2 separate regions of the Homo sapiens genome follow, and region 1 is linked to region 2. Evidence: chromatin loops called from intact Hi-C (ENCODE). Cell type or tissue: IMR-90. All regions are shown on one strand. Links, peaks and the distances in the headings refer to the core of each region. The heading gives the core; the rest is flanking DNA.

What was found. Peaks named below come from ENCODE experiments on the same cell type or tissue, not always from the same donor. Only the 100,000 strongest peaks of a DNase experiment are listed, where the experiment ranks them.
Region 1: it touches region 2 in a loop (2.0-fold over the local background); 2 of 110 quality-filtered maps call a loop at or near these places.

Annotation. Positions count from the first base shown.
Region 1 is chr7:119,955,087-119,966,306 of GRCh38, reverse strand. No RefSeq gene overlaps it. Among named protein-coding and RNA genes, the nearest start is that of LINC02476, 53 kb to the right of the region's middle. In IMR-90, for the core only: no CTCF peak of the experiment used is centred there; a DNase peak (open chromatin) is centred at 6,296.
Region 2 is chr7:120,047,232-120,058,451 of GRCh38, reverse strand. No RefSeq gene overlaps it. Among named protein-coding and RNA genes, the nearest start is that of LINC02476, 150 kb to the right of the region's middle. In IMR-90, for the core only: no CTCF peak of the experiment used is centred there; DNase peaks (open chromatin) are centred at 2,941, 4,961 and 5,371; H3K27ac peaks cover 3,775 bases.

The DNA of each region.
Region 1 (11,220 bases), core at 2,113-10,112, 92 kb after region 2:
TAGATATCTTTGTTCTCCTTGTTTAATCATAATAGTACTTTATATATAATGAATATTAATTTAACTTCATATTTATTGAAATTTTTTCCCTCTATTCCTTATTTAAATTCATTAAATGCTATTTTTTTGCCATATGGAAGCTAAATTTCATATAGTCAAATCTATTAATTACTTCAGTTAAGTTTCTCCCCTTCCTATTACACTTAGCAAATACTCTTTCCAAACTTCTGTTAGCATTTTCCAATATTTATTAAGCTCTTTAAAAATATTCCAGTTATAAAATATTTACATTCTTAACGTTAGCACCAGAAAATAACAAATACCATTTTCTTCTACCTAAGAGAAATAATAGCATATGTAAGGTTAAAACTCTGTATTTCTCTTAAACCACACTGGCTTAATTTTGATATAATTATATCATAGTTACGGTTTGTTAATTATAAATTCATTTATTACAAACGTAGAATCCAGGAACCACATTTATGTCCTGATGGGTAAGAAAAAATGAAACATTTTCAGAAATGTATACTGAGCACCTATTGTAAGTATATTAGGGTTCTCCAGAGAAACAGGGTGAGTTGGCCAACTAGAGACCCAGGAGAGCTGATGGGGTAGTTCCTCTCCAAAGGCTGGCAGTCTTGACCCAAGAAGAGCCAATATTTCAATTTGAAGGCAGGAAAGACCAATTGTTCCAGTTAAAGGGCAGTCAAGCAAGAGAAATTCTCTCTCACTCAGAGGAGGGTTAGCTTTTGTGATTTGTTCAGGCCTTCAACTGATTGAAGGAAGCTCACCTGCATTAAGGAGGACAAGCTGCTTTACTCAGTGTACTAACTCAGAAGTTGATCTCAGCCAAAAACACCCTGGCAGAACACAGAATAATGTCTGACTAAATATCTGGAAATCCTGTGGCCTAGTAAAGTTGACCCATAAAATTAATCATGACAGTAAGCCAGGTGCTCTTCCTGATGACAGTCACAAAGCAGAGAACAAAACAAAGCTCTACCACCCAGGGACCTCAGATGACAGCCTATGAGGGGTGTGTGTGCATTTGTGTGTTTATGGGGGAGAGATATATGATAAACACATAAGCAAATACTCAACATAATCTGTCTCTCTCTTTCCTTACCCTCCCTTTTTCTCTGTTTCTGTCTCTCTCTCTCTTTCCCCCTCTCCTCCTCTTTCTCTAATAGGGCAGAAACATTTCAGCACATATGTTCATACATTACATTTAAGGAGTGAGTCATGAAATTATCTGTGGCAGCAGAGTTTCTGATATGGGAAATAGAAAGTTCAAATGCCCTGTGTTTGGGAGTATGGCTGTTGAAACAGTCCACAAAGGAAGCAGTTTAGAGGAGGCAGATGAAAAAAAGGCATTGCCAAAAGCTAGTCTCTGGAAGAATAGGACTCAGAAATAACAATGAATTGGCCTAAGAAGCTATGTGGCAGAAGTAAGATCTGGACTCAGTGGAATGCAGAATAACCGTGTTAGTATGATGGCTTTGTTGACTCAGTGGAATGCAGACTGATCATTTTAGTATGATGGATTTCAAACATTATTTTGGCTTCATCAAAAACATGTAGGCTGTGCACAAAGCCTCATGGCATTAAACACCAAGAGATCTTTTAGTTTCAGCTGGACATTAGCTGAAACCAGAAGTTTCTAAGACTATATTATAGGCCACATTTAGTTCCAGTCTACATAGGTGGATCTAGATTAACAATTATAACATGCTCTTCTTTTTCAGTGAGTTTCCTTTGTAGTTGTCCACATGATACACGATACATGGAACTAAGATTCAGTGATGGGAGCTACCTTGACTTAAAAATCTTATGCCTCACAAAAGCCAAATATTTTCTTTAAACCCCTAAATGCTTCTCTGGAAGGGGCATACTTAGTTACAAGAGTCCCTACAAGTCAGTCACTGCATGAAGAGAATCCCAAATCATAATGTTTTCCTCAGGTAGATTCATTTACATATGCTTCTTCCCATCTATTCAGATAAAATTTACCAATCATAGATTTTTTTAAAGTGTTGTGTAATAATTTTGTTCACAATATTATCCTTATATTGTTACAACAAGAATAGAATTAGTCAGTTAATGAAGGCCAAATTCTCATACCATTCTCACAGAGACAAGTAGAATATAAGATCTTATTAAAATCTAAAACAACAAGCAAAAGTGGCTTCCATATCTAGCCATGATAGTATTAATTGGAAGCATATTGATCTTTCTGTCTTACACAACTGTAATAAATAAGGCAAAATTTTTATTCATTGAATAGGAGTCTTTGAATCTTTAAAAAAGACATAAAAAGCAAAATGAGATCCCTGTTTAACCAAATATATGCTTGTGGCCTATGTCAAGTTCTTGGGAAATAAAAGCAGAGTATGTGTTGGGGGAACCAAAAAATGTAGATAAGCAAAACAGGATGGCAGTCTTACTGAGTTGAAAAAGCAGAGATTAAGGGTCAGGGCAGTTGAAGAGCTGGAGTCTGTGACAAAGCATACTAAAATTAGAAACTGTTCATCTAAAGCAGACTTGAAACTCCAGAACTGCCATGCCAGAAGATGAAAGACCAAGAATAGATAAATATAAATGGCTATCTTTTTTCTTTTATTAATTTCTGTTAAAAAAATGAATTTGTATCTATAATCATAATACATATATAAATATATCAATAGTACCATAGATTCATGAAAATGAATTATATTTTTGAAATAATCTTATTTTGCATAATATAGTCAAATGGCAGGCAAATATCACTTATAAATATAGAAGCCAAATTTCTTTTTTTATATATATATATTTTTATTATACTTTAAGTTCTAGGGTACATGTGCACAACGTGCAGATTTGTTACATATGTATACATGTGCCATGTTGGTGTGCTGCACCCATTAACTCGTCATTTACATTAGGTATATCTCCTAATGCTATCCCTCCCCACTCCCTCCACCCCACAACAGGCCTCGGTGTGTGATGTTCCCCTTCCTGTGTCCAAGTGTTCTCATTGTTCAATTTCTAATCAATATTAGCAAATTTAATCCAGCAATATATAAAAAGGACAATATATCATGATCAAGTGAATTATTCCAGGGATGTAAAGGCTCTTTTCCTTTTTTTTCATTTGAAAATAGTGCACACACCATTAACAGGATAATAAATCATAAGAAGTAAAAAATAAAAATTAAAAGTTCGGTTCAAAACATTAGAAACAACATTTGAAAAACTTCTAACACATATCCATAATAAAAACTCTCAACTCTGTACTAATAGGGAACTTCATCCATCTAATAAAAGATATTTACAAAAAAGCTCAGATAATATACAATTATAGAAAGTTATTATGTCATAAGTTATATGGTGAAATACTGAACAACTTCCTTCATAGGCTGAGTTCAAGGGAAGAATGACTCTTCTAGTCAACATTTTATTGAATGCATTTGGTGAAATATTAAAACTGTCTATCAAAAAACAGAAAATAAGGCAATGTTATTCGCTCTCTTTTATTCAAAACATCTATTTAACATTATATTCAAATAAAAAATAGTAAAATAACATTAATTTGAATAAACAAGTAAATTATCAACATATGTTGATGATCTCATTACTTTTTTAGAAATTATACTAATCCATATAAAACTATCAGCACTAATAAGTGAGTTTAGTTAGGTTGATAGACTCAAGCAAGTATACAAATATATATTGTATGTTTATATACAATAGAAAACAATTAGAAAATAAAATTAATAAATCAATTCCATTTATAACATTGTCAAAAGTTTTATAAATAGATTTGAAAACCATTGAAATTCTGAAATCTGAAATCATTAAATGTGAAAAATATTGAAATTTCAAAATATTACAATAAAATCCTAAATAAATACTTACCATTCTAATATATTAAGATAGTAATGATAATGTATCATTTTCCTACATTTTGATTTATATATTCAATGTGAACTCAGACAAAAAGTCCATAAAATTTTTTGATGGAAATTAACAAACTCATTCTATAAGTATTTGAAAACATAAATGATCTAGAATAGGAATCAACATCTTTCTAATAACAGTACCTTGAGTTCTGTCACCAACAAACTAACGATCTGTTTTTTCAACTATATACTGCTAGTTTTCTTGTTAACAATCATGACCTAAGAAGTTCAAATAACATTGCAGTGAGAAATATGTAAATGTGTTATAGACAAGAAAAAGAAACAAACAACTAAAAACAACAACAAAACCCACTTATTTTCTAGATTAGATCTATGACATTAGCATGAGAAGGCAAAAAAGCTTTCAATAGTTTATCTAATAGAGTAAGAAAGTGGTTTGCCTAGCTTCATTGTCTTTATCTCAGGTTTTTTTTCCTACTAATTATGCAATTCAAATTAATGGCATGATTTGACAGTGTAAGATATTAAATAAATCTATCTTTATCCTCCTCTTTTTAAAGATATCCATTTTTATAGCAACACTAATGCTGTCACATAGCTTTCTTTTCACAAAATTCTGAGGAGATTCATTGGAATTCTTACTCAGAAAATTTTTGGAATTCAAGAATTTGGAAATTCTATTCCATGAAACCCTATTGATATAAAAATTATACTAAAAGTAATAGGGCAGATATCAACCTATTAGAAAATTGGAACTTTAGTGCAAAAGCAAAAAAAAAAAAGGCTGAGATACTCAGCGACATGCAAATACTAATCCTTAAACTGAACATAAGGTCGCAGAATGAGGTACTGATAGAATGAATATACTTATTCTGATCTGAACTACTTTGGTGATATAGCAATCACAGGTTCTTAAAAATTGCTGAACCATTCAAAAAAATCTAATCCCATTTTTAGAATTAGATTTATAGATTTTTATGTGCATGAATCATCTTTGAAATTTCTGTGATTGCCCATGGAATATCTTTGCATATATCACAAAGTTTCCCTAAGATGATTCACTATCAGAAGAAACTGATTGTTCCAGAAGTGTATTATACATCCCTAAATAAACAAATCCATGTTATTTGGTGCTGACATTATAAATAGCAGATATTTCTTATAATGTAGCCAAATTTTGGAATGTTTCTGATCTAAGTCACTCTATAAACATGCTTTCTTTTTTATGAAACTGCTTAAATTGAACTAAGAAATTACCCATAATCATGGACCATATGTTAATGCTACAATCAAAATTGCAATTACCCTCCCTGCTACATACACACACTTATACACACACACAGAAACTAACTCAGTGTGTAAAACTACAGTCATCCCTTAATATCCTTGGGGGATTCATTCCAGGGCCTCCAGTGGATGCTGAAATCCATAGGTGCTCAAGTCCCTGATTTAAAATGGTGTTAGTATTTGCATATAACCTACATAAATCATCTTATATACTTTAAATTATCTCTAGATTACTTACAATGAGTAACACAATGCAAATGCTATGTAAATAGTTGTTACAGTATATTGTTTAGGGAATAATGACAAGAAATAAAAGTCTGTACACGTTCAGTACAGATACATCCATCCATTTGTTTTCCCCTGAAAATTTTCTATCTGCAGTTGGTTGAATACACACATGTGAAATCTAGTGTATTAAATACAGTTGACTGACTGTATTTACATTTCTTTATTCAAATTGATAAAAGCTTACTTTTAGATCCCACAGTTATTTAACTATTAAGGATTTATTCTGGTGCTGCTAACATTCATATTGTGTTACCTAACATGCTATAGTTCACAATTCTAGTTATGTAAGAAATAATGTAGATTATTCATATTTTGCAGATCATGTAACAAATTAAGTAATAAATCTGAATCTCCTTTGTAGAAGACGCCTCTCATTTTACTGCTTAGAAAGTTACACTTAGAAATCTGGCATGACAGCTAAATTCATAGAGTGTGTTATTAGTAGAATCATGATTCCCAGTGCCTTGCTTATTATATACTACATGAAATAGCAGGGTAGGCCCTGAAATCACCCTTGAGTGTGTATCAGGAGAAAGTTTAGCTTATAATAACCTGGAGTCTTAAAAGAATTAAACATTTTAATGAAAGTATTTCTAATACTAGTACATTAAATAAAAAAATACACTCTTTAAAGTAGCATGATATAGGAAATAAATGGTGTACTTTATCTAAAAAAGAGTGGATATTTTTATTTTTAGCAATACAGAATGTGAATAATCTAGGTATAGTTTTTTCTCCTCAAGAATGACAGATAAGCTAAGCATACAGAGAACAAAACTGATTACTCAAAGTTTAGTCACACTTAAATTACACAAAGAGCTGAATTCTGACTGCATGTATTCATGGATGTTAAAATAAGTGAGAAGATGTGGCAAGAATTCTTTAAAGGCTTTTGTGTTCCTTATGGAGTCACCATTTTTTTTTTAAATTGCCCATAGTGAGGGTCCTACTTCTGTGAATGCTAGATACAATACCTTCGTGAACAAACAAAAAAAAAATATCCATCATAGCTAGGGAAAACAGCAGATTTTTAAAAAAATCATGGACTCTATGTAGTATCATTTTAGGAATATAAATCATCTTTTCCCTCATGATTTAAACACACCAGTATCAAATAGCCTTATGGTTGTTCCTTTGAATAGATAGGCTTACTTATTTTTATCTTTTGCCTATACCAAAAGTATGCCATCCATTTACTTTGAGCATAGTTTATCATTACATATATATATAAGAAAATCAATAATGACTAATATTATGAGCTTTTAATATGTGCTATGCCTAGGGCTCAGTATTTGACATATATTACCTCATTCAATGCACCCAACAAAACTGTGAAGCAGATACTATTTTTAACACAAGTTAACAATCTAAAAAGTGAGGCCTTGAGGGACTTAGTAAGGTGTATAAGGCCATAAAGCTAATACGTGTTGGAACCAGTGCTTGAATGCATACCAACTGGATCAAAGTTAAGATTTAAATCATTATGCTATGTTATATGTGAATATATTGATCATTTACTTAAACAATTTTTTATGAATCAGTGATACTCCCATGCAAAACACATAACTAATAAATGATCTGTATCAGTAAGAATTAAGTTTGGCTGCATACAAGGGTAAGTCTAAATTAGTGGTGGCTAAAACAATTTTCTGTGTTATATAAGACCAAATCTAGGCCTTGCAGGGATGATGTGTTGCCCTGCATTGTCCAGAATTAAGTAAATTCAATTTTTTCCTTCATCATTCCTAGATCATACCGTTTGTCCTCATTGTCCACAATGGCTAGATGTCAGCCATTACTTCCGCATTTTTAGAAAGTGAATGATAAGATCCCCTCTTCATTTTCTGTCCTAGAGGTTGTAATTTCGCATTCTCATACATCTTTTTGAAGCCATCCTCACAGGGCTAACAAGAATTCTGGACAGAAATATAGCTATATTTAAGCATTAATCAGGCTGCACTCTGATCTACTTCCTTCTAACTAACAGGTAGCACTAGATACTGATCATTTGCATCTTCATGGCCCCTATAGATAGGAATTCTGATATTAGAACTATAAAGCTTGTGTTTAAGAATTAATTTGCATCCTGATTGTTCTTATAGTTAAGATCTCTGATGTTAAAATCATAAGACTTTTTTTTAAAGGATCACCATTTTTCAGATTGTGAATGCCAGCAGAACAGCTGACCCCAAACAGCTTGAAGACCCCCACAACAGAACTGAATCAGCATGAAAATGCAGTTTCTCCACCTCTCTGTTCCATGACTTCACCCTGCACTCTTCCACCAATCAATGGTCTCCACACTTTGGTCGACACCAAAACGCTTAAGAACCCAACCCTAGCCCCAAATTCCTTGGGGAGACAGATTTGAGGAGTCCTCTTACCTCTTCATTTGGCAGCCTTAAAATTAAAACTCTTTCTTTGCTTCAACTTAGTGTCTCAGTATATTGACTTGCAGTGCATTGGACAACAAACCTATCATAGTTATATTATTGGCTGCAATTTAGTCTATGTTCACATCTATCTAAAAGGAATAGTGGAAAATATAGTGTTAATTTTGAGTGGGTATAAAACTGATAAAAATTAAAGGCTCTATTAATGTAGAAGGAAAAACGATCTATTAAGGAACAAAATATCTAGTTTCGGTCACACAAATGAACACATAGATGAATAAAGAAAGAAATAAAAACACTATGTTTGCCAGAATCCAGACTAAAAATAAATATTAAATTAACTATAGCAAAATAATTTTTAGAGAAATCATGAAACCAGACTTTTAACTTTCAAGCATTGAAAATACTTGTTTTTGTTTTTGTAAAATAAATGACAGGCAAATGTACTTCCTCACCCTTCTTAGAAAAGAAAAGTTAACAAAAATAGAATTAGACAGTGTATGTAATAAAGGAATTAAATGTTCTTCAAGGTAAAATGGTTATGTTCACAAGGTCTGAATCAATTTCAGACTATCACAGGTTGGGTATACCAGAAGCAGCTGTTGAGATGAAGTTTAAAGCACAAGATGTTTATTATGAATCAACACACCTTAAAGGAAGGGAGAGGAAGCAGAATTGGACAGAGAGTGAAATCAAGTCAAGCTATGATGCAAAATTGTCAAAACTCTGGCCAACAGGATAAAATATCTGGAAAAAGGATTGCCTGTCAGAGTTGCCTAATAGTGATGGAAATGGCTAGGCCTCTCTAGTTCACCTCACCTCAGTCTCTAGATGTGGTCAGCTATGGAAAGGTGTGACTTGGGCAAGGCCAGTCTTGCAGTTGAGGTGCTGATTACAAATATGTACTATTTTCCCTACTTCTGTCTCTAGGCCACTGGTAACTGGTCCATGTGACTAATTCAGACAGATCATTTGAATGCTGAATTATTACATGTCATTTCTAGGCTGGAACAATACATTGCTTATGCCAGATGCCCCAGAGCTTCTTTCTTCTAACATAGTAACCAGCAACATAAGAGATAGTGGTTGTTCAATCTATCTGGGTATCTGAAAGACAGACAATAATCATCAAAGCTCTTCTGCTGATCCATGTTAGACATACAAATTACATACATCATTTGGATTAGAGGTTTATTTGCTACCAAAATATAACTCAGTGAATCCTGATAGAAATCCTCATGGTTTTTTGTTTGTGTGTTTTGTTTTGTTTTGATCATGGAATCTTTACACTTAGATGGGCGAATTCACATACACACACAAAAGGTTGTGCCCAGATAGAAGGCTATGCCCTTTTATGTATGTGTCTTATAAGCAGTATATAGTTAAAAAAATCTAGCCTGATATATATTTAAGCCAAACCTAATCTGATACAAGTATCTAAGAAGGTTATGAGGCCAGTGTGTGCAATTCTGAGTGTACAAGATATTGTACAAAGTTCAGTTAATCGAAGATTTAATTCATGTCAGAGAATGTTTCTAAGAGGAAAAAGAAAATACATTGACAGAACAAATGTACAAAAAATATCCAGTATCTATTGCAGAGTACATAACAGTTGAAATCTGAAGAAACATTTTCCTTATAGGCATAGGTAATATTGTTATAAAGGGAGGTTGAAGTTAATGGGTGATATGAGAAATTAAACCTGGATGGGGAACTAGTATAAGCCTATCAAACCTGCCATTCCAAGTCTATTAGCCAGGTTCTGAGAAGAGAGAGAGAGAGGTTTGTTTCACCTCATTTAAATTTCTGTCATGTATATTGCCTATACCATTCTCTTGTCAAGTAAGCTATGCTGTTTCATGAGCTTTCATATTGTCTTCAAATGTTATTTATAACATGTACTCATTTATTTTTATTGTGCTTATCTCTTTTCTCTAAACAGACTTAGCCATTTATAACCTAATTCTCTATCAGTTATATTTCTAAATTATCCCATACTATGTAATACAGAACCTAGTAATATATTAGAAAAATTAGTTTTGAAAGTCAATGTTTTTCTACATTCCAATACTGGCTCCACTTTTTACTCTCTCTGTGATTGGAAGTTCTCTATTCATGTTACAAAATTGTGTAGATAAAAGTTTATAATATAAAAGAGATTGTGCTTTTTCCAGATGCCCTAACAAATAGAAAAGTACAAATAAACTTTACATTGTTCACCTCAACCTAATAACATATCAATAAAAGCATGCATTATTTTTATCAATATAACTGAAAGGCATTATACATAAATATTCAAAAAATACAAACATTTGATTCTAGTGTTTATTTTACCACCAACTTGGAATATACTTGTGAAAGTCAGTTAAATTCTGAATTTTCATTTTGTATCTGAAAGTGACAGAAAATAACATTTTAAGTTTGCATTTTATCATATACTTTCCCATTTATTCCTCAGAATAAAGCAGAAATAAATATTACTACCTTTATTTTAAAGATGAAATCAAAGGCCTCAGAGGTTAATAACTTGCCTGTAATAAGTGAGGAACATGGAATTTAAGTTCAAGCTAAGTCTCCTATATCTGTAGTCTCTAAATTAAATTGTTCTATTCAATTATAAAATCAATAGGTGTAAATATGACATAAATTGGGAAATAAAGAATAGCTATTAAAACTACAATGTTGACAATACCTTTATTACTTAACCTTTCTCTTTGAGGTGAGGCTTAATTGAAACTTATAACACCACCAAGGAAACAGTTACCATATAAAATAAAATTAGCTAACATTTTGGTATGGACCACTTTAAAGAAGCTAACACAACTTAAAAGTAACATAAAATAAAACACATTAATTTCAGTTATTTGTAATGGGCTAAGTGAAGTAAGATAAGGAGAAAAATATGTGATTGGGAGTTAAAATAAGTAGTAGTATGAATATTTCCAGTTAGGGTAAATTCTGTGTTCCAGAATCTTGAAATATTTTATCAAATGTGAATTTCTGTATTGAAGAATTGCCGACATTTGGGCACAGAGTAAGAACTGAGGCCATATCTTCCATTAGGTCTACCAATATTTTTACATGTACCTTTGATTTCGGAATATATAGAAAAATAAAAAAAAACCTTTTTTTCCTTTAGCATATAAAAAAATCTCAAACGCATTCCTTGTATTTTTTAAAATTAAACCTTTAAACTACATGTTTAGTTTAGTGTAGGGCCAGAGGGAAATTTCCTCTCTGCCTACTGAAGGTTTGCTGAAGCTGAACTGACAAAAGGCAGATTAATAGGAGAAAAAGACAAACCAAATTTATTTAATACACATAAGCATGTGGGAATCTCAGGAAAATAATTA
Region 2 (11,220 bases), core at 2,016-10,015:
TAGTCAAATGCCAGTCACCCTGGAACACTCCACTCTTGCTGGTACAGAAACCATCTGGTGAATATAGACCGGTGCAGGACTTACGCGCTATAACCAGGCTACTGTAACCATCTACCCAGTGGTACCAAACTCATATACTTTAATGGGATTTATTCCAGCAAGTGCTACCTGGTTTACTTACTTAGATCTGAAAGATGCATTTTTCTGTCTTCACCTAGCACCAGTTAGCCCATCTTTTCATTTCACTGGGTGATTCACAGTTCACCTAGACAAGACTCCCACGAGGGTTCAAAAACTCTCTCACAATCTTTGAAGAAGCACTGGCTTCAGACCTCAAGGCCTACACCCTGCCAAATTATAACTGTGCCTTGCTGGAATATATAGATGACCTTCTTCTGGCAGTCCCAACCCAAAAGGACTGCTTCCAAGGAACCCAAGACCTACTGTACCTTCTGTGGAAAGCTGGATATAAGGTGTTCAGGAAAAAGGCTCAAATCTAAGAAAAGTCCAGTATTTAGGCTTCATAGTAAGCCAAAGAGAACGCTGGCTCAGCCTTGAACAAAAGCAGGCTGTTTGTGTGCTTCCAACTCCAACCACCTGGTGTCAAATAAGAATTCTTGGGAGCAGCAGGGTTCTGCTGTATCTGGATCCCAAATTTTGCAGTAATGGCCAAGCCCTTACCTGAAGCCACAAAGCAGGGGGAAAGGGAGCCCCTCCTCTGGGAGGCTGACCAGGAGAGGACATTCAAGCAAATCAAGGAAGGCTTAACTCAGTCCCCAGCCTTAGGACTGCCAGATATAACTAAGCCTTTTTTTTCTATATATCCGTGAATGAAAAGGAATGGCTATACGGGTCCTGACTCAAGTCATGGGATCATGGCATCGCCAGTGGCATACTCATCCAAGCAGCTAGACACCATAGCACTAGGGTGGCCTCCTTGCCTCAGGGCACTAACTGACTTTGCCCTATTGGCACAAGAAGCTGACGAACTGACTGTAGGGCAACAACTGACCATCTGGGTACCGCACTTGGTTATAACATTAATGGACCAGAGAGGGCATCATTGGTTATCAAATCCAAGGATGACCCAGTAACAGGGTCTCCTATGTGAAAATCCTTATATAACTCTGGAAACGGTAAATACCCTTAACCCAGCCACCTTGCTCCTGATAGAGTTGGGAGCCCCCCTTCATGACTGTGTGGAAACAGTAGACAAGGTGTTCTCAAGCCAGGGAGACCTTACAGACCAAACCCTCAGAGAACCAGGTGTTGAATACTTCACAGATGGGAGCTGTTTTATACTGGGTGGGGTCCGCTGAGCTGGGTATATGGTGGTAACATTGGACTCAGTAGTGGAGGTTCAGCCTCTGCCTACAGAGGCAGAGCTAATAGCCCTGACATGAGCTCTTTTGCTGGCAAAAGACAAAAAGATCAATGTTTATACAGACTCCAAATATGCTTTTGCCATGTTGCATGTTCTTGGGGCTATATATAAAGAAAGAGGACCCTTAACTGCTAGGGACAAAGAAATAAAACACAAAGAAGAAATTCTGCAGCTCTTAGACGCTGTATGGGCCCCAGAGAAAGTGGCCATTATGCACTGCAGGAGTCACCAAAAGGCAGGAAAACTAGAGACTATGGGAAACAGAAAGGCAGACAGGGAGGCCAAATGGGCAACAATGACTACACTGCATTTTAAGAAAGAAACCCTAGATATGCCTCTCCTCCCAGATCCCTCCCTCCCAGAGGTCTCAAGTTATTCTTCAAATGAGAAGGCCTGGTTTGCCTGAGAATCTGGAAAGTACATTGAAGGAGAATGGTGGAAATTCTCCAATGGGGGACTAGCTATCCCTGAAATGGGAGTTTCAAGTTTGTAAGACAATTCCATTAAGGAACTCATATGGGGAAAATGGCACTAGAAATGCTACTATGTGCCATGGCTCACTGCCATCACCCAAGACATTTGTAAACAATGTCTAACTTGTGCCCAGAACAACCCAAGACAAGGGCCCACTTGGCCCCCCGGGAATTCAGGAAATGGGGGCCACACCCTGTGAAAACCTACTTGCAGATTTCACAAGATGCCCCAAATGAGGGGCTACCAGTACATGCTGGTGCTCGTCTGCAACTTCTCGGGATGGGTCGAAGCTTTCCCCACTAGAACAGAGAGAGCATGAGAAGTGACTAAAGTATTGTTAAGATACATTATCCCCAGATTTGGACTGCCCCTAACTCTAGGGTCAGACAATGGTCTGGCATTTGTAGCTGAAATAGTTCAAGAACTAACACGGCTGTTAAAAATAAAATGAAAATTACACAGCCTACCGGCTGCAGAGCTCAGGAAAGGTGAAGCACATGAACTGGACACTCAAACAGCTACTGAAAAAATATTGTCAAGAAACTCATCTAAGATGGGATCAGATCCTGCCCATGGTCCTCCTCTGAGTCTGATGCACCCCCAACAAACAAACTGGGTATTCTACCTAAGAGACCTTGTTCAGCCAGCCACCCCCTATCATAGGTCAAATTAAGGGTGATCTCTGTGAACTAGGGAAATTGACCTTAAGGAGACAAATGCAGGCTTTAGGGATAGTCATGCAAGAAATCCATGGCTGAGTACGGGAAAGAATGCCCATAAGCCTAACAGAACCAGCGAACCCATTTAAACCTGGAGACTGTTTGGGTTAAGCAATGGAATCCAACCACTTTGGGACCCATATGGGATGGGCTCCATACTATAATCTTGTCCACTCCCACTGCTGTTAAAGTTGCAGGAATTGTGCCTTGGATTTACCACAGTTGACTGAAACCGGAAGCTCGAGACAAATGGACCAGCCATTGGGACCCAAACCATCCCCCAGGTTGATCCTGTGTTGAGACTGAGTCGCCAGTGGAGACAACAACAGCCCTGCTCTAGTCACCCTGGAAGCTGACTAGTCTATGCATGGCCAAAGCTTGAGTCATCATCAGGGAAGTAAATGTGGCTAGAAATATTGAGCCTAGTAATTTTCCTTGTAACACTAGTTGTTTTACTATTGTCCTGTTGCTTTGCTCAACCCCCTCCTCTGGGTAAACACCTCTTTTGTGCCTGCTGGGTATGAGTATGCTACTCTTTACCTTATTATTGCTGGTCCCCTTATCTATGTTAAACGGAGAACTCTAAGAGGTATGCACTCATACTACATGGTCAGGAAGCACTATAAACCAGAACTCTATTATACCATACTTATTGTGAGTGTATTGGAACCCACCTAGGAAATTGTACTCACAACCAGACCACCTACTCAATTTGTGACCCAGGAAATAACCAGCCTTATGTGTGTTATGACCCTAGATTCTTACCTGGGACGTGGTTCGAAATCTGTGACGGGTCAGAAGAGGGAGCCCTTTTAAACGAAAACAAGGTACCCCCCTTTCCACAAAGGAACCATATCCTTGTACTTAAATATTTGCCAGGCAACGTTCAGAGACTCAACCTTTCCTGTAGGAACTTGTTGTAAAAGTGTTAGAACTCCCCCGGCTTGCTCCACCTGGGACTGCGCAACATGGGCTACTAAATAAAGGCAGGTCATGTTTACCCAAATACCAGCAGACCCAGACTGTAAAGCAAATGCTTGCAGTCTTGTAAATTTCACCATCTTAAAGCCAAACATACAGATACAGACTACAGGAATAGAAGCACCAATAGGATACTCCTATTTAACCAAAAATCAAGAGGGAAAAACTGTCTTTAAAAATGTTATTTTTACATATCATGAAGAAAATCCAGACCTGTTCAACAATTCAGAGTTTTCAAGTCATTCTATGAGCATATCAACCAGAAGTTTCCTGAGCCCCCTCCTTTGGCCGGAAATCTGTTTGCCCAACTAGCTGAAAACACAGCTAGCAGTTTACAGGACTCCTCATGCTATGTTTGCGTAAGAACCAACATGGGGGATCAATGGCCATGGAAAGCAAGACAGCTAATGCCCCAAGATAACTTCACTCTGTCTCCTCTCCTGAACCAACGCGCACGAGCTCGAGTGTCTGGCTCTTAAAAACCTCTATTATCAGAAGATTCTGCATTGCTCACTGGGGAAAACCCTTTACAGACCCAGCAGGAGAATTAACTTGCCTAGGACACCAATATTACAATGAAATGCTAGGAAAAACTTCATGGCAGGGCAAAAATAATTCCACATCACCTCATCCCAGCCCCTTCTCCTGTTTCCCTTCTTTAAACCACTCTTGGTACCAACTTGAAGCTCCAAATACCTGGCAGGCACCCTCTGGCCTCTACTGGATCTATGGGCCAAGCGAATATCAGCAACTGCCAGCAAAATGGACAGTGGTTTGTGTACTAAGGACAATTAGACTGTCCTTCTTTCCAATCCCTCTAAAGCAAGGAGGAGCCTTAGGGTACCCTGTCTACGATGAAACTAAAAAGAGAGATAAAAGGAGTAAAACCACAGGGAATTGGAAGGATGACAAATGGCCCCCTGAAAGAATAATCCAATATTATGGACCAGCCACTTGGGGGGAAGATGGAATGTATGGCCGCACCCCTATTTACATGTTCAACCACATCATAGAGTTACAGGCAGTGCTTGAAATCATTACTAATGACACTGCAAGGACCTTAAATCTAATCGTCCAGCAAGCCACAAAAATGAGAAATGCTATTTATCAAAATAGACTGGCCTTAGATTACCTCCTAGCCCAGAAGGGAGGGGTATGCAGGAAGTTCAATCTAACTAATTGCTGCCTAGAAATTTATGACAATGGGAAGTCATCGAAGATATAACTGCCAAAATCCAAAAATTAGCCCATGTTCGAGTCCAGACTTGGAAAGGATGGTCTCCTGATTCTCTCTTTTGAGGCTGGTTCTCATCCCTTGGAGGATTTAAAACTCTAATAAGAATAGTTCTGGCCATACTAGGAAGTTGCTTAATACTCCCTTGCCTCTTACCCCTCCTTGTTAAACACATTCAATCGACCACAGAGGCTTGTGTAACCAGGCAAACTACCACTCAACTAATGGCTCTAACTAAATATCAACCTTTGCCAAATGAAGAAAATCTACCATTACATGAAGAATTAATTAATAGTGATGCTTTCTATTAAACCTCATTTGTAAAAAGCATCAAAGCGGGGAATGAAGCAGAAGTTAAAAGAGAAAAACAAGTTTTTCCTGTACTTGGCTGAATCACTCCAAGGCCAGCAATAGGCAGGGCCCTGGCCGAGACATGATAACGCTATCCAGGAAGACAGAGTCCACAGGAATGAGTCCCAGAGACTTTCCTAACACGCCATCAGAGCAAGGACAAGAAAAACAAATTCCTTTACTATCTCCTCATCCCTCTACTGTTTCTCAATTTCCCAAGTTTTGTAAATTCCTGTTTTTCCTTCAATGCAGCTGCAAGGTCACAAGCTATGCTTGGGTTACGAAACCCGTCACAGTCTGATTAATTGACTTTGTTCTGCTTCTGTAAGCTTGCTTGCCTGCCCCACGAGTTTTGCACCATTAAGTTCCCACCGCGCCATTCAAACCAGCCAACCCCCTTTCAGAAGTGTGTATAAAAGTCAAGTGTATCTTTGTTCAGGGCTCAGCCTTTGGATGTTAATCTGCTGGGCCAGTGACCACTTAATAAAATATTCCTGTTTCACCCATTGGTCTCTACGTTTCTCTGATTCCCGCAACAACATCTATATATACATACAACTACATACAACTGTTTTATATATATACACACATTATATATACACACACAACTGTTATATATACTTCGAGACATAAATATGCATACATACATAGCCACACATTTATCTGCCATTTCCTCTCTTTACTTATTTTACCTTAGATTGTTTTTTCCATACCTGCACACATAAATCTACTTTAGTCCTACTAATTAGTAAATAACAACGTATTGCATGGGATTGTCTTAATGTATTCAGCAAGTCTATTGATTTTAGGTTGTTTCCAATGTCGCTACTGAAAACAATCCAACAGCAAGTATTTATATATAAGTCTTCTTCTGCATATGGGTCAGTATAAACTTTAGCATACTTATTAGTAATTCACTGCTTACAAATTCATAAGAACTTCTGCATATATGTTTCTAATCTTTAGCTTTTAAAAAATCAGTTATTTCCTAATGTCTTTTAAGAGATGTAATTATTTGATTGCTTTCAACTTATAAAAGAGAAGGCTTTAAACTTCTTGTTAATACTCACACTTAACCTTGAGTGGACATCACTCTACTTCTATTTATTGCACTGAAACAAGAGGAAATTTTAGATAACAATGTCATGTCTATATCGTGACTGTTCTTTTTTTACAGTTGTAACAGAGTTCTTTATAAGAGCATACAATGATCTGTTTTCAAGGATAAAGCTGTTCTTTTCTGAGAATAAACTCCCAGATTTCAATGTAAATATTATTATATAAGAGAATGGGAAATATGTTTTTAGAATTTTTTTTATAGTTCTGGAGAACTGTCATTCAAATTCCCCTGAGTCATTCCAAAACTTGCTGAATTTATGATCTGAGGAGTTCTTCAAATTTCAGCATTTCTTACCAGATTCTTTTTACTGTAAGTATAAGATCAACTGAGACTTTTGTCTGTCTTCTACTCCTGGGTTCTTGCTCTTTGATTTTGTATCCCCTAGGGGACTAATTTCCTCTTCTTTACACTGAGATTATGCTCCTTTGCTGCCCTTAATCTACCCTGTTTGCACTTTCTTCTTCCTTTAAAAAATATCTACTCTTTTTGGTAATGATTTTATAATATAATTTTTATTTTGTGGAATTTTTTGATGTTACCAGGGACTTACTATGTGCCAGAGACTTATGATAAATAGCAGAGTGATTTGTTCCTATATTAATTTAGGTAGGAGAAAATGTAGACTTAGTGAAGTTGAAGATCTTTGTCCAGTGTCCACATGGCCTCTCTTTTAACCACAAATCTCAACCCACTGATGACCAAGTGCCATGCATTAACAATGAGTGATAAGAGAGAAGACTGCTGGGTTCAATTCCAGAGGTTGTTAGAGGCAAACCTCTCACTTTATTTCTCAAAGTTGTACTACATAGATGACTACAACATTTCATAAAGATTTTCTGTTTGGGGAGCCAGGAACCCCTCTTGGTTTTCAAGCCCAGATGGCCATAGTAAATTGTCTATGATTCACAGCAAAGAAACTAATCCTGTATATAGAACCTACACAGGAACAAGATGTGCTCCACTTGTTAGTCTCCATTCTGACTTGATGAGTTAGCTTTTGGAAAAATGTAATTTATGAAGTAGATATATTTCATGAACTAAAATAACTATGTGTTAGGTATGGTATGCAAATTAAGCATATATATCCATATATATCCTATATAAATATGGAGTGATATGTAGATATAAACATAAGCATAGACACGCACAAAAAAGACATAGTACGGAACAGTGGTTGAAAGCTTGGCTTCTGAGTCAGACTGCATTCTGTGACAATTTTCTTCACTTACAAATTAATTTTATTTTCATCTTCAGTGCATTTAAAGGCAGAACAAAACAACCCTGCTCCCCATTCCCCTGCAAAAAAGAAAAAAAAAAGGAAAAGAAAAAAGAAAAAAAATCTTTGTTTTTGTTTTTGAGATGGGAGTCTCACTCTGTCACTCAGGCTGGAGTGCAGTGGCCTGATCTTAGCTCACTGCAACCTCTGTCTCCCATGTTTAAGCAATTCTCTGTCTCAGCCTCCTGAGTACCTGAGATTACAGGCACCTGCCACCATGCCTGACTACTTTTTGTATTTTTAGTAGAGATGGGGTTTCACCATCTTGGCCAGGCTGGTCTTGAATTCCTGACCTCATGATCCACCCACCTTGGCCCACCAAAGTGCTGGGATTACAGGCAAGAGCCACGGTGCCCATCAGAAAAAAAAAAAAAAAAAAAAAATATATATATATATATATGTATATATGTATACATATATGTGTGTATATATATGTATATTTGAAGCCTAATAGTGTGCATTCAAATCAGAGCCCTATTACATATTAGGAATATCATCTTCTATTGCATTTATTTGTTCCTCACTTCTTAATCTGTAAAGTGGGAATAAAATTCCATTTAACTCAGATACTTGTGAGGAATGAATAAGAGTGTAACTCAGAACATTACCTGGTATGTATAAGAACTGAATAACTGTAGAAGTGTTAGATATTCTTGTTCAGTCTGTTCAGAAACCTAGAAACAGAAAGGGTTCTATTTATTGAGGACTTTTTGGGATCAGCATCTGGTTCATAAAAGCACGGCTTACTAATTCAGTATAGGTGCTTTCTCTCAGCTTGAATATGAATGAACATACGAAGGCTTAAACTAAAGTCCTTTGACAATGTTAACTCCAGAATTCCAATAGCAAATGAGACAACTACTTACAAAACAAAAACAAAATAAAAAAGAAAGATATGTGATTTAAATATAGTTATCAGTTGAAAACAAAGAATAAACATCAGCAGAAATAGGCTACATGAATGAAAAACTAAGTAAGGCACTGTTTCTGCAAGGTAGTGAAGATCAACCTAAAGTCAAATGAAGTTTTATGTGTTTGTTCAATGTCATCAATACTCTACCCTCTTAAATGTTATATCCCGCAGAAGCAGTAATAAGAGTTCCAAGTGGAACCCACTGAGTAGTTATTGCTGGAAATAAATTTAATCTGATAAGAATGTGATAATCAGAAATGTCCTCATAGCTTATCTGATATTGACTAAGTGATCACCATGGGGCTCCAGTTAACTATCACTGATTGGAATTCATAGTAAGCCCCAATAAATCTTTGACTATTTCCAGCAGTGTAATCAAGATAATTTTTTTAAATTTACATATTTATAGCTTGAAAATTGTAAGGACATTATATACTTTTACAAAGAAATGACACATCTAATACCTGTAATTAAATACTTTTAGCATTTTCTCATCATTAAAATTTTAAAAATATAACTTCTGGAAATTTATCATTCCAGGTAAAATTCTTGTTCTAAAATAATTAAATTTTGGAATAGCTTTGATGTTAGCTATTTTATATTTTACCATTTTAAAACGAAAACAATTTAAGCAAACTAGCAGCAGATCAATGTATTTTCATTGTAAAAAAGCAAATAGTCGAAAACTAAACAAGTATACATGATGCAAGGAAAAGCCCTACTTTAATTATCTAATCTTATACCAATTGGTAACAATAATAAAAAATTTGATATGAGTATGTCTATGCATTTGTATGTGTACATACATAGACACAAACATATATAATTTTTTGTAACATGTGGGATGAAATATATTAATACTTATGCATAATTTTCAAATCACTTTTTGTTTTTGCTTTTTTAAACTCTGTCCTCCTAGAACATTATTTTAGAACTCTTAGCTTTTGGAAAGACTTAATGATTTTGTAATTTTTACAAATGAATGCATCACACATGGTTTAACCATTCCCTAATCAGTGGATATTTATATTATGAGTAAAATGTAGCCATTATAAACAGTGTTTCAGTGAACATTCACACACCCACATAAATAGGTTAAATATTTCTGTAAAAATCAACTTAGATAAAATATCACTCTAATATCAATGTTAACTGAATATTAAGAATAATTTTTAAAAATAATCTAATAGGTGTATAGTTTTAATTTTTTTGGTTTGAATTGATTGTCACAAAAAAATTGCTGGTTTTCTTGAACATCTTTTTCTGTTTGTTGGCAAACTGTAGTTTGTTTCATAGTTTTTTAAATCAAGTATTTGTACCTTTCTTTTGTCCATTATTCTACTGATTAATTTACTCTATTTATTTTAGGAGGTTATTATATACTAAACTGTTGCCCTTTATATATGTTGTACATTTTTTCCCTAAAATATTGCTTGTCTATTAACTGTATTTATGACATTTTTAATATAAAAGATCTTTATTATTATGTAGGGTAATCTGTTGACTTTTTTTGTTGATAGCTTCTGAAATATTATTTGACTGGCTTTTCTAGCTAAAATCAAGTTGTGTGTCAGGAGCTCTGGATGAAATAATTCAACTCAGAGAGTGCTTTTATAAAGCAACTACAAATTAGTGAGTGGAATTATAATTTTTGTAACACTGATATTATATCAAAGGTATATCACACAACTAGGAAAAATATGTAGACTGGAAGGTGTGTTGTCACTGATCAGATATTGCCATTTGATGATATGTCTATGCAAATCTCACAACAGCTTGGCTCTGCTTAGCCATATTAGAATAATGATATGTTTTCTTTCATTTAAATGAATTAATGTTTGATATGTTAATTGCCAGAACTACAACAAAGCCACATTAAAAGAACATCTCAGTGTATTCTTTTTAGAGATAGCAACTTATAAAATATTGAATGGTAATAACCAGACAGAATTTATTCATATTTCTGTCTAATCTTTCATATGTTGTGCAAATTCTAAATCTATACATTATATAGAAAACAAAAATAAGTTCAGTGATGACAAATAAACATAAGGTGCTATCAATATATGTGTTCCTGTTCTTTAATTTAATATGTTGTTAATATTTACTTGGTGATAATCTTATGGGGGGTGGGGGGTGGGTCCTTGCTCCCAGAGCTCCCAAGATGGTGGCAGGCCACTTCCAAAATGGCAGCGGGCTGCTTCAAAGATGGTCGCAAGCCTTGTGTTCTCTGACCTGGGGTTCTTGGCCTCACGGATTCCAAAGAATGGAATCTTGGGCCATGCGGTGAGTGTTATAGCTCTATTAGAAGCCGTGGGTCACAGAAGAGAACCATGGAACCCAGTGACTAGTGTTCAGCTCAATTAGGGCAAACCCGGGCACTTAGCTGTGCAGGAACAATGGCGAGCCTTTAGCCAGATCAGGAGCAGCAATGGGCGCCTTGCTGGATCGGGAGCACAGCAGACACCCTGCCGGATCTGGAGGGATGGAAGGCAGTGGCGGGTCTCCGATGGCGGCAAACAGCAGTGGTGGATGGCAGTGAAAGCTCAGCTGGAGCCATAACAAACACGGACCAGAATGGACTGCAGTTGCAAGATTTAATAGAGTGAAAACAGAGCTCCCATACATACAAAGGGAGGGGATCCAAAGAGGGTAGCGTTGCCTGCTGGAATGCCTGGGTTTATATCCTGATCATTGGCCCTCACGCTGTGCTCTCAGGCAATAGATGATTGGCTATTTCTTTACCTCCTGTTTTTGCCTAATTAGCA